Regions from separate parts of the Mus musculus genome. Here regions 2 and 3 are each linked to region 1. The links are chromatin contacts, found by Hi-C or POLR2A ChIA-PET in ENCODE. All regions are on one chromosome and are shown on one strand. The core of a region is the stretch at or near the end of the contact, and the rest is flanking DNA. Distances in the headings are between cores, read along the strand shown. Region 1 overlaps Ahdc1 (AT hook, DNA binding motif, containing 1). Region 2 has its middle 12 kb from the start of Gm26615. Region 3 overlaps Ahdc1 (AT hook, DNA binding motif, containing 1).

Evidence for each region. A loop is a pair of places that touch in the nucleus more often than their neighbours do. ChIA-PET counts read pairs that join two places held with the same protein, here RNA polymerase II (POLR2A).
Region 2: a loop to region 1 is called in a map of heart, with 3 times the contacts of the local background. The contact joins two enhancer-like sites. A Hi-C loop is called at or near these places in 5 of 37 maps with a recorded cell type or tissue (heart and v-Abl transformed pro-B cells). POLR2A ChIA-PET finds 5 or more read pairs at or near these places in 3 of 5 experiments (Patski and embryonic stem cell).
Region 3: a map of adrenal gland shows a loop between it and region 1 (6-fold over the local background). The contact joins two enhancer-like sites. A Hi-C loop is called at or near these places in 21 of 37 maps with a recorded cell type or tissue (CH12.LX, Patski, T-helper 1 cell and 6 more). POLR2A ChIA-PET finds 5 or more read pairs at or near these places in 4 of 5 experiments (Patski and embryonic stem cell).

The regions. Positions count from the first base shown.
Region 1 is chr4:133,052,884-133,057,074 of GRCm38, forward strand. It overlaps Ahdc1 (AT hook, DNA binding motif, containing 1), which reads left to right. Exons shown (of 7, transcript NM_146155.3): 3 at 2,130-2,320. Among named protein-coding and RNA genes, the nearest start is that of Gm26615, 28 kb to the right of the region's middle. Within about 2 kb of position 2,245, at least 1 of the 3 ENCODE cell types and tissues checked has a DNase peak (open chromatin) inside an H3K27ac peak, as active enhancers do; it is heart, where a contact is called at or near this core.
Region 2 is chr4:133,093,042-133,097,232 of GRCm38, forward strand. No RefSeq gene overlaps it. Among named protein-coding and RNA genes, the nearest start is that of Gm26615, 12 kb to the left of the region's middle. Within about 2 kb of position 2,255, at least 1 of the 3 ENCODE cell types and tissues checked has a DNase peak (open chromatin) inside an H3K27ac peak, as active enhancers do; it is heart, where a contact is called at or near this core.
Region 3 is chr4:133,017,433-133,021,623 of GRCm38, forward strand. All of the region lies in intron 2 of Ahdc1 (AT hook, DNA binding motif, containing 1), which reads left to right. Among named protein-coding and RNA genes, the nearest start is that of Ahdc1, 8.0 kb to the left of the region's middle. Within about 2 kb of position 2,124, at least 1 of the 3 ENCODE cell types and tissues checked has a DNase peak (open chromatin) inside an H3K27ac peak, as active enhancers do; it is heart, where a contact is called at or near this core.

The DNA.
Region 1 (4,191 bases), core at 995-3,494:
GCCTCACGAAGGTACCACACAAATGCCGAGGCACCATTGTGCTGACAGGCCCACAGACCTCTCACACCGGTTGACACCGACACTCAGCTGTACTGGCACAGACACATAATGGGATAACACAAGGACCCTCCAACATATATAGACACAAATACATGGTATGCACAGACTCACAATGATAAGGTCATACGAATCTGCACATGCAAACACACCCGCAAGCACGTGCTGACCATGGCAAAACAAACCCACAGGGACACTGTGACCAGTCACGCCATTATGCTATGACCCTGAAAGCCCACGGAAAGGAAAGGCAGAGGTAGGAGGTAGGCAGTGCTGATCTGCAGTGACACCAGCGCCTACAGTCACAGGCCTGGAGATTGGAAACCTGCAGGGACAGCAGAGGATAAGCCACCCGCCCCCACCCTGCTGCCGAACACATCCAAAGAGCTCCGAGGCAGGCAGGGGCTGGTCTGGCTCCTGACACAGTGAGATTCAGTGAACCAGGTGCAGTATGTACACACAGATACACTCACAGCTGGGCACACCTGTCACGGGCTCAGCCAAATACACAGAGAAGTGAACAGAATAGAAATCTAGATGGTGGGCGTGTCCACGATTATAAACTGAAGACACTTAATTCTGGTAGATACGTAGACTCAGCTGATAATACCAATCACTACTGATCAAACTCAGGATCCATGTGTGAACTGTATTCATTTCTCTGTGGTGCTGGGAGTGGAACCCGGGATCTTGTATTCTAGCAAGTGCTATACCTTTGAGCCACACTTGAGCCCTCCCACACGTACAGTCTTAAGCATGCTGCTGCCCACACTGACACACAGAGATGCACACTGACAGGCAGAGTAGCCCCAGCAACCCACATACAGATGTGTGTATCTACACAGATGACTGAGTCTCACCAATGCACATTCCCAAGTAACTAGAACCTATAAGCTTCTGTGATGCTTGGTTCTTAAACTCCCCCACTCTCCCCGGCCTCAGTGCAGACAATGGGGCCAGCTACTAGGCAGGAAACTGGAGTGGCAAGGTAGGCCATGGTTATTAAAGAAACCAGACGGGGTGGTGGTGCACACTTCAAAGCCTAGCTCTAGGAAGACAGAGGCAGGTGGATCTCTAGGCTAGCCTGGTCTGCAGAATGAGTTCCAGAACAGTTAGGGGGACCTAAACAAACCCTGTATCTAAAAACAAGAGCTATATCCAGTTGCTGCTGGCATTGGGCAGGTGCCAGCTCCACATACACCTCCATGGCAGTGGGCACACCTTCCTCTTCCTCTAGGGACAGCGACTCAGACTTGTACAGTTACCAGCCCCAGAGCTGTCTCTCTGCTTCATAAGATGTCACTCCTCATTTTTAGGGGTGAGAAAATGGGGAAGAATATATAGGCTGTAGACAGGATAAGGAGTTGAGCCAAGGCCAGGTTCCCTCCACTTTCTCTGGTGTGCTGTTTGTGCACACGTGTGAGTATCTAGACTTGCAAAGATACTGCTTCTCAACAGGAGTCTGGGATGTAAGAGACAGGGACTGGGGGCTGGAGAAGTGGCTCAGGGCTTAAGAGCACTTATTGCTCTTTCCAAGGATCTGGGCTCTATTCACAGTACCTCCAGGGTAGCTTACCACCATCTTGTAACTCCAATTCCATGGGGATCTGACGCCCTCTTCTGATCTGTGGGCACCAGGCGTGCAAAACATTTAAAATATAATTAAGTCTTTTTTAAAAGTAACTTTAAAAGTCGTTTATTTTTATTTCATGCGTATTATTGGTGCTTTGCCTGCGTGTATGTCTGGGTGAGGATGTCCGATTTCCTGGAACAGGAGTTACAGACAGCTGTTAGCTGCCATGTGGTTGCTGGGAGTTGAACCAGAGTCCTGCAAGAGCAGCCAGTGCTCTTAACCACAGAGCCATCTCTCCATTCCAAGTCATTGCATTTTTAAAGAGTTCAAAGAAAGAAGGTGGGATGGTAGGTAGGTACTGAGCCTCTGCAGTGGGGTAAAGTCAGATCAGGACTGGTATTTGTGGAGCATGCCCACCTGGCTCAGTTGCCCTCTGCCTGACTCCTCCGTCCATGCTCCATCTATGCTTATCTTTGGTGTGCTGTGTTTGCTTCTACAGATGGGGAGGTTGCCTGACTGTCTACCCATCGGCCTGGACCCCAGAGCCAAGCCAGCTGAGTGAGTGCCGAGGGTCCCAGGTGACCGGGGGAGTGGCACTGCTCAGGCCTCTGCAAAGACTACCCTGGAGAAGCTGATGCTGGTGGAGACAGCCCTTTCTTGCTGAGTCCAGCCTCTGCAGAGCCTGCGCAGGTAACTGTGAGCCAGTGTAACAAAGATCGCCTCTTAGCTTAGGCAGAGAGAGAGACATTAATCTAGCCTATTCGAACTCCCCATTATCCAGAGAAGGGAATAGAGGCTCATGTGGCACAGTGAGTCCCTTAGCATCCTGCCTCCTAGCCTGAGGACTCTTCCCTATGCCTCCATGACCTGGAGAACTGGGCGGAGAGATGGGTTGTGACGGTGACCAGGATTCAGGGCAGAGGTGGAAGCCAGCGTGCCTGATATATGCAGCTGACCTCCCCAGGACTCCTCTACAGAGCTGAGAGGCCATGGTAGTCCAGGTGTGATTGCATGCCCGGCAGCTGGCCGCAGGGCAGGCCATGGCAGGACCCATCTTTCTTGTGGCCCAGGTTTAGCCCACCCAGGCTCCCAGCCACAGAGGCCAGGTGGGGCTGCCCTGCCCTATAGAGGCAACTCCCTGAACTGACACATGAAGCCTCAGGCTCCAGGAAGCTCCTTAGAGTTTAGCCTGCTGGAAACCCCACCCAACTTCCAAAGGAGCATTCCTGAGGTCTGCATGGGGGTTGGGCCTCCAGGGATGGGAAGGGTGGGGAGGCAGGGCTGCAGGAGGATGTGAGGCTGTAAATGTGCTGTGCTGGGTCTGTGTGCAAGCAGGTGTGTGGGGCTCTCTGTCCTTAGTGCACAGGGTTGTGTATGCAAGAGTTACATAAGTGGCCTATGTGGGGGGAATAGTTAAGAGCTTCACATGTGTGCTGTAGTGGTGACTGCTGGCTATGGATCCTATGCAGGTGTGGGTATCCTGGGCTGTCTACCACACAGGGTACTAGTGGACCAAGACTCAAACACCCTTGGGTGGGTTTGTGTGTGCTCAGGGTTCTGAGCACAAGGTGAGGTGGCATGTGCACATGGCTCCCTTTGTGTTTTGGAGGTGGGCTGGGCAGGACTTGGGCTGCGCTGGGCTCAGCAATGCCCAGCCTTGTGGCCAAACTGCTGAAGTCACTTCCTTTTCAACAGTGACTTTCCAGGGGGAGGAGTTCTTCCGACCTGGTCGGCAGTGAGGGGCGTGGCCGAACTGGCTCTCTCTGGGGAGGGATGTGGGCGGGGGCGGGAGAGAGGTGGGAGGAGGTGCTAGTGGTACTGGAAGAGGGAGTCCTCTGGGAGACAGAAGGAAAGACAAGGACAGGAGTCTGGAAGGGCCAAGGGCAGGAGGGAATGGGGGTGGAGTGGGGCGGAAAGCACAGTCCCTGGGTGACCTCGGAGGGAGGAAGGGAGGGCTGCCAATGAGGTGACCCTCGGGTTCAGTGAGAGCTGGCAGTGGCGCCTACACACCTGGCACTCGGGGCAAGGGGCTGGCAGGGGGCGGTTCAGGAACAGACCTGCTTGCCAGGTGCCCCACTCTGGACAGGAAGAGGGTGGGCGGGGGCTGTACAAAGGAGCTCTGTGTGGCTGAGGATAGGGTAGGGTGGGGTATGCAGTGCTGTACTGTTCTGGGGTTGGGGGAGATGATGGGGGCGGGGCAGGACCAGTTCCCCTTGGGGCATCAGTGGCTCCAGGGGGACACCTAGTGGTCAGGGGAGGTAGTGCATCTTGATAACAAACTGGGGGAAAAGAGATTAGAAGTGGTAGTTGAGATAGTTGAGGAGGCCAGGGCTAGTCTGAATCTTTGGATGATGAAGCAATTTGACTTAAAGGATCCCAACAAAACCAAACTTAGGTGACAACAAAGCTGATTGGCATGGCTGTGTGTCCTTAAGGGCATGACTAAGCCTCTCTGTGTTCACATTTAAATGCAAAACAAGTGACTGGGGCTGGTGAGATGGCTCAGCAGGTAAGAGCACCCGACTGCTCTTCCAAAGGTCTAGAGTTCAAATCCCAGCAAC
Region 2 (4,191 bases), core at 1,005-3,504, 40 kb after region 1:
ATTTGGTAATGGCATTTCATTAAAAATAAAACAGATCCAAGCCGGCATGTTGACTCATGCCTTGTAATTCCAGGATTTAGGAGGCCGAGGCAGGAGGATTGCAACGAGTTCAAGGCCCACCTTTGTTAAATAAGAAGAAAAGGGGATGCTGGAGAGATGGCTCAGAGGTCAGGAGTTCCTAGCACTAATGTGGCAGCTTACAACCACCTGTCACTCCACGTCCTGGGGAGCCCATGTTCTCTCCTAACCTTTGTGGCCACAAGACATGCATATGGTACCCAGGCATACGTGTAGGAAAACACATACACATAAAATAAATCTGTTTTAAGAAGTTAAAGGAAAGAGAGAAAAGAAAAGGCAGGTTTGGCCAGCCAGTGCCCAGCAGAGCTGAGATGAATCAGCGCTTCTGATTCAGTCTTCAGACCCAGCACTGCCTCCCTTATCTTCTCCCTGGGATCCCATGCCCTCACCAAGCACTCAGAACCATCCCCATTCCCCACTGGGCCCCCACCAGGGCCACCTGGCTCTGCCCTGGGGAGTCAGGGTGCAAAGGCCAGACAGGCTCCTACCAACATTCCAGCTGCTGCTGAGAACACAGCTGTCAGCAGGATCCAGAGAGCCAAAAAGCTGCCTCCTAAGCAGGCCCATATTGTCAGCTTCAAAGTGGAGCTGCTGTGGGCTCCTGGGCTGCCCTGGGCCTCTGGTTTTTTCATCCTGATAGCTGCAGTAGATGAGTTCCCAGGACCCTTTCGGCTTGCAGCATTGCCTAGGGAATGAGCGAGGAGAACCACGTTGCAGGGATGTGGCTGGATCTAGGCCCCCAGCCAACGGTGGGGTGCCTGATGTCTGGGAGCCTGGCTCCTGGTTTATCTGCTGGCTGAGGTGGTATCTGCATCTCTGAGGACCCGGGGATAGAGGGGCTCAGCTCTTGTTTGTGAGAGGGAGGGATAGACAGATGGACGACAGTGAGAAGGGGGGTGGGGAAGAGGCCTACATCTCCGTGGAGTGGTTAACAGGAAAGAGGAAGAAGGAGGAGGAAAAGGAAGAAGAGGAGGAGGGGAAGAAGAAGAGGAGGAGGAGGGGGGAGAGAGAGGAGGAGGAGGGGAAGGAGGGGGAGTAGGAGGGGGAGGAGGAGGCAGAGGAGGAAGGAGAGGAGGAGGCAGAGGAGGAGGGGAGGAAAAGGAGGAGGGGGAGGAGGAGGGGGAGGAAGAGGGGAGGAAGAGGAGGAAGAGGGAAAAAAGGCAGAGAGAACCTCTTCCCCCTCCTCCCCATCCCCTGTTTATTTCCTCCGTTTTGTCCTGATGCTCACTCTACCCAGCCCAGTCTATGGGGACCACAAATGTGGGGCAGTTACAGGAGTATGGAACATCTGTGGGATCATCCTGGGAAGTGTGGAAGAGGACCCAGATGGTCTGTGGTGGCAAAGAAAGGCTGCAATCCCAGCACTTGGGAAGTGAAGGCAGAGTTCAAGGTCATTCTTAGCTACAAAGCTGGTTTTAGATCAGCTTGGGTAACACACCCTGTTTCAAAAAGATCTTTTGTTTGTTCCTTTATTTTCCATCTCCCCCTCCTCCCAACCCACCCCCACTGCCCCCCACCCCCACCCCCAGATGGGGCTGTGCTCCGTAGACCAGGATGGCCTCAAACTCACAGAGATCCACCTGCTTCTGCCTCCAGAGTGCTGGGATTAAAGGCGTGGGCTGCCTACGCCCTGCCCATAAATTTTTTTTTCTTTTTAAAGAAAGGAAGGGAAGAAGAGAAGAAGCAAAAATAAATGGCTCCTTGGGGGAAGAGAAAGAAAGAGAGAAATGGCTCCTGGAATGGAAAGCACAGGTATTAAGATCAGTCTCCAGGAAACATCCATAGCACTTCCTCCTGCGCACATACACACATGCGCAATTATCGTCCCCATCCTACAGATGGAGAAATCAATGCTCAACGGTTAAGGACAGAGCCAAGTTTTTATACCCAGGCTGGCCTGACTGCAAAGCCAGTGTTTTGTGTGCTAAGCCATGCGGCCTCCTGATGGAACGGATTGCTAATGGTGGCATTTCCAATGGAGGAGCGACAGTGCTCTGGGAAGAGGTTCTGGACAGATGGTTCCCAATTGGGCCCCTGCCTCAGGCTAGCAGAGCAGAGGGTTGTTGGTGCAGGAGAAGCTCACCCCACCTCCATTCTGCTGTGTGTGGGATGCAGGCAGGTCCCCTCTGGATTCCTCACCATCCCCCGCCAGCCCTTTGGCCTTGCCTGGGTGACCTGCATGAGCTCAGCTTCCCAGCAGCCCTGCGGAGGAGTCAGCCAGGGCAGAGACTGCCTCTGCCCTCGCTGCTTGGCAGTGCCAAAGGAGGCGGGGCTGCAGAGGGGTGTAGCCAACCAGTCCTTCTTCCTGTGCCCCAACTCCCGCACCCCTGGGGTCTTCTGCAGAGGCCCAAACTGGGATGAATGGTGCAGAGCTGGGCACACTGGTCAGGCCCGGGCCTCATTGCTGCAGCCTTGTTGAGTTGCCATTAACAAGTGGCCGGAGGTTGCCGTGTCTCCATGGAGACCAGACAGTCAGTGCAGCTCTGGGGTGAGGGCCGTGATTAGTGAGTGTCAGTTTTGCCAGCCCTGTCCTTCCCACCGCTGCTCAAGACAACAGGCCTGGAGGGTGGAGGGGAGGATTGGGAGGGGGTTCAGAGCCTCACAGGCAGGGGGCATTCAGGCCCAGCCTCAGGTGCTGTGTCTTTGTCTCCCCCAGTGGCTCCTCAGTTCCCCCTCCTCTTGTCGCCTGCCTTCCCTCTTCAATCCATAATCCATCTTACACACAGCCACCAGGGTGAGTTTTTGAAAACACGAGCTGAATCCTGACACTGCCTTCCTTGAGAGCATTCCATGCCTCCTGACACCCTGGAGGCTGAGCTCACTGCCTTTTCCTTTGAAAGACCCCACCATAAGGCTTAGCAAGCTAGCTGCAGTAACGCCATTTTGCAAGGCATGAAAAAGTACCAGAGCTGAGTTCTCAAAAGCTACAAGGAAGTTCAGTTAAAGATTAACAGCTAAAAATCAAGGCTGAATAATACTAGGACAAGGGCCAAACAGGATACCGATGGTACCCACCTGGGCCCCGGCTCAAGGCCAAGAACAGATGATACCCACCTGGGCCCCGGCTCAGGGCCAAGAACAGATGGTTCCCAGACTCAGCTCGCTTCTCGCTTCTGTACCCACGCTTTTTGCTCCCCAGCCCCAGCCCTATAAAAAGGGTAAGAACTCCACACTCGGCGCGCCAGTCCTCCGATAGACTGAGTCGCCCGGGTACCCGTGTTCCCAATAAAGCCTCTTGCTGTTTGCATCCGAATCGTGGGCTCGCTGATTCTTGGGAAGGTCTCCTCAGATTAATTGACTACCCACCTCGGGAGTCTTTCATTTGGAGGTCCCACCGAGATTAGGAGACCCCTGCCCAGGGACCACCGACCCCCGCCGGGAGGTAAGCTGGCCAGCGGTCGTTTCGTGTCTGTCTCTGTCTCCGTGCGTGTGTGTGTGTGCCGGCATCTAATGTTTGCGCCTGCGTCTGTACTAGTTAGCTAACTAGATCTGTATCTGGCGGGTCCGCGGAAGAACTGACGAGTTCGTATTCCCGGCCGCAGCCCTGGGAGACGTCTCAGAGGCATCGGGGGCCATCTTTGTGGCCCAATCTGTATCTGAGAACCCGACCCGTCTCGGACTCTTTAGAGCCTCTCCTTTGACCGAGGGATACGTGGTTCTGTTGGGCGGCGAGGGGCCGAAACGCTCCCCTCCCCCATCTGAATTTTTGCTTTCGGTTTTACGCCGAAACCGCGCCGCGCGTCTGATTTGTTTGTTGTTGTTGTTCTTTTGTTCTTCGTTAGTTTTCTCCTGTCTTTAAGTGTTTTCGAGATCATGGGACAGACCGTAACTACCCCCCCTGAGTCTAACCTTGCAGCACTGGGGAGATGTCCAGCGCATTGCATCCAATCAGTCTGTGGATGTCAGGAAGAGGCGCTGGGTTACTTTCTGTTCCGCCGAATGGCCAACTTTCAATGTGGGATGGCCTCAGGATGGTGCTTTTAATTTGGGTATTATCTCTCAGGTCAAGTCTAGAGTGTTTTGTCCTGGTCCCCACGGACACCCGGATCAGGTCCCATATATCGTCACCTGGGAGGCACTCTCCAAAACCCCCTCCTTTACCGACAGCTC
Region 3 (4,191 bases), core at 874-3,373, 36 kb before region 1:
CTAACCAGGTATGAACTCAGCTGCAGGTAAAGCCCTGCTGTGACTCTTCTGCTCTGAGGTCCTTGGCCTGGGAGCTGAGGGGAGGGGCCATTTCTGCAGTTGGCAGGCCTCAACTCCCCCATCTTGTCCAGATGCTACCGAAACCAGAAGCTGCAGGTCTGTCCCCCTCCCCCCCCATTCCTGAGCCAGGAGGGGCCTTTGCTGACCTGGAGGAGGGAGGGAGGGAGGGAAGGGGAAAGAGAGAGAGAGAGAGAGAGAGAGAGAGAGAGAGAATGAGAATATGGGAATGGACACCTTTAGAAGGACTAATGCAGACAGATGGGTGGTAGAACAGATGGACAGAGACACCCACGCACAGACAGACAGATGAACTGGGACAGGGAGACACAGACAGACAGAGGTGCCTGCAGGGAGAGGCGTCAGGAAAACAGAAAGGCAGAGGAGAGACAGAGACAGGGTAAGCAAAGAGAAAGATGGGGAGAGACTGAGAAACAGGAAGAGATAAAGAAAGGAGGGAAACCCTGGGGTGGGAGAGAGAGAGAGAGAGAGGGAGAGAGAGAGAGAGAGAGACTGACTGACTGGAGGCTACAAACCACAAACAGGAATTTGATGAGAATCTGGAAGGTGTTTTCTGCCTCGGCCCTCCCCAAACCCCCAGGCTAGCCAAGTCTCCATTCCTTCCACCCCCAGCTCGGTTTCCAGCTGCTAAAGGAGGTCAGGATGGGGATGCCAGCAAAGCCTTGAACAGTCCCTTCCTCTCTGCTCTTCTGTTGGAAGGGGGATTGGCGAGAGGGCTCTCCTGGCCCCCACGCCTACCCAAAAATGTGTGGCTCTCTTGTCTCAGGAAAGGCCCCTTCTTGTTCACTAACTTACCAGAGGATGTCTCCGGTGGAGGCTCCCACCTGTACACACAGCCACATTTTGTGACTTGGTCCTGCCACCTTTACATCAACTCTGTTTCTTGCCATGTAACAGGTTACATGTCTGTGCTTTCTTAGCTGGTGACACACAGGCCTGCTGTGAGGTCTCGGGATGTGCTGTCACAACCCAAACTCTGACACAGTAAGAGTCAGACCTGAGCACAGAGGGGCCCTGCTCTGACCCGGCTGGTAGAAGATCTATCTGTTCAGTGAGGGGGGAGGGGATAACCTGGACACAAAGGTGGGCTGGAGGACTGGGAAGTGGGAAGGAGTTATCTGGTAAGGGTGTATGGGTAGGCAAACATGAACATGCATGAGTCTGTCTGTCATGGAGTATGTGAGAAAGAGCATGTGTGAGAAGGGCTATGGGTGTGATGGTGTGTGTGTGTGGTGTGGTGTGTGTGCAGGTACCAATGTGAATGCACACTTATAAGATGAGGGTGAGCAAAGAGGGACTGGGGCCATAGCTCAGTGCTGGGGGGCCTTTTCCTAGAGTGCACAAGACCTCAGGTTCAATCTCCAGTATCATCAGAGAAAGAAAAAGAAACCTTGACTTCAGGTTACCTTGACAAGATGGTGTGCAGCTATACTTGGTTTTACAGAGACAAGTAGCTTGATGCAGTGTGTGTGTGTGTGTGTGTGTGTGTGTGTGTGTGTGCGCGCGCGCGCATGCGTGCATGCTTGTGTGTGTGTATATATATATAATATATAATACATAATATACATATATATTATATATACATATATATGTCCTGAGGATGAACTACACATAGAACCGTGCCGTGGTGCACATTGTATGTGGAAGGAGGTGGGTGTCTGTCTGAACTTAGGGGTGTGCATAGCTGAGGGTATAGCTGCAGGTACCAGTGTGTGCCTGCTGTTCTGGCTTGGATGGGTGTTTGCCAAGGCCTTGGTCCTACCTGAATAGGGACAATCAGCATAAAAGCACGAGGAAGGCTACGGGGTGTGTATATGTGTGTGTGTGTGTGTGTGCAGCTGGCCACTGACCCACACAGGCAGCCCAAGGACAAGACATATCTACCCTGTCTTCCTGCGTCCCCTTGCCTGGTGGCGGTGGCTTTCAAAGGAGCCTCCATAAGAACAGTTTCTGTGTAGTTCTCCCCACCCACAGCCAGTGCCTCTTCAAACATAGTGATGCCCCTCGGGGCAGCTTGGTGGAGGCTTCTGTGCGGACCTTCTGAAGGCAGATGGGTGGGCTGAGATGCATTGCTGCTCCCCAGGGATTGAGAAGGTAGCTCTGCTCCTGGAGCTGAGGCACAGGTGGAGACAGATGGACTGGCCTGTCTCAACAGTGTGGTCCTAGCATAGATACCCCAAAGCAAGGAGTTGGAGGGAAGGCAGTGTGCAGTCCCCAGGTGGGCCCCAGAGATTCTGCCTTTCATCATCCTAGAAGCCTATTCCCTTCCCCTCACCATACTGCTCCCTAACAGCTCTCTAAGCACAGGACCCCTAATTGCAGTCCCCAAAATACACAAGCCCCCTAGTGTATGCTTACAGCTCCAGCAACTCCAAATCACAGCTAAGCGTACCCACAAACACAGAGCCCCAACACTTCTTGCACAACCACCCAACACCAACACCTCCTTGATACCCAACTGTCTCACACGCACATAGCCAACACACCCCCAAATGAAAACACCACACCGCTACCCTTGTTCTTGTTCGTACCTGGAACACCTCCCCAGACACCAGGAGCCTCGTCCTAACCCTGATACTCTCCCACTCCTACACTTTATAAGCCCATCCTCTCTGATATCAGGGACCGTACTTGCCTTCCCAGCCCATAGGGCACCTCCTCAAATACAGTCTCCTTTCCTCAAAACAGAAGCCCCTGTGACATTCTCAGACCCACGGCTTCTTCAGCCCTGACACCTCCGCATCCATACCCAGTTCAAGTCCCTGTAACCTGTCCAGGAATATTGCCACATCTTTCCAGACACAGTGCAGTTCCAGCACTTAACCAAACCCTGATTTTTTTATGACTCCCAGTCACCCCAACACACACAGCGTCTACCACACACATCCTCAAGGGCATCAGAACCTTCTTCAGCCTCAACACTTCACCAGCTACACCCCAGGACCTGCCCACAGCCCCCATGCCTTCTCACATGCACAGATTTCACATCCAACATCTCCTCTTACACACATTTACCCCCAGCTAAAGCGTGTCAGCCTGCAGACAGGCGGGGACCTCTACACCTTATCAACACCCCCCTCTCCAGCACACAAGCACACACAGACACAGACACACAGCTCCTCATATTCACATTTCTCTCAAAATTCACAGACAAAGCCTTAGCTCTCGGGTACCTCCAAATGTCCTGATAGCTTCTAGTGCCTTCCCTAGCATGCATGTGCAAGCCTTCCTGTTCCTCAGAGGGTCCCACTCTACCCCTTCCAGAGGCCTAGCTCCTCAGGCTTAGCTGACTCTAGGTTCAACCCTGGAAAGGCATAAGGACACTCCTACACCTTTCTCCAAACACACTCTGCCTGTCTGTGACATGCACAGCCCTGCCTAGTCACCGCCCTGACCCATTCGCCCCTTTGAGCTCACATGTAGCGTTCCAGGCCCCCCCCCCCCCCCCCCCCGCACCCCACAGCACCCTGTCACACACCCGCCTCAGCCTCATTTCTTAGGCAGCCCTCACTCCCACCAGCCACACATTCCAGCACACCCTCCCCCCACCCTGCTCCCCACCCCCCCAAGCCTTTTCACACGCACTGCACTGCTCTGTCTACTGCCCAAGCCTCCTCCACTTCCCAGAGCCTCCTCTGCCTGGGGAGCCATCCCCACCCTCGCTGCCCGAGGCCTTTCATTCCTGGACAGTGAGGCTGGACATCTGGTTCAAAGCTGCCCCCCAGATCCTGGGCTGTGGACGCTCTGGCCTAAGCTTGCAGGGTTGAGCCCCTTTGGGGAGTAGGCAGAGCCACTTGGCACCTGGTCACCCTGGACTCTCAGCCAAGAACTCTTTGAGTACCTATGCCTGGGTTCTGGCATGCATGTCTGGGGTAGGGGAAGTTACTCCCTCTCCTCAACCCTGCCTGATTCCCCCACCCATACCTGAGAGGGGTGGGGCTTTGGGAGAGGGGGAGAGAGTACTGATGAGCCCCCCTCCCCCCCAAATCTAGGCTGTGGGGCTCGGTCTCCCTGGGAGTTAGTTCCGACAGTGAAGGTTACTCTACTAGACGCATGATTTTAAACGGAATCTCCGCCATCTGTTCCACCCCCTAATTACAGATGCACAGAATC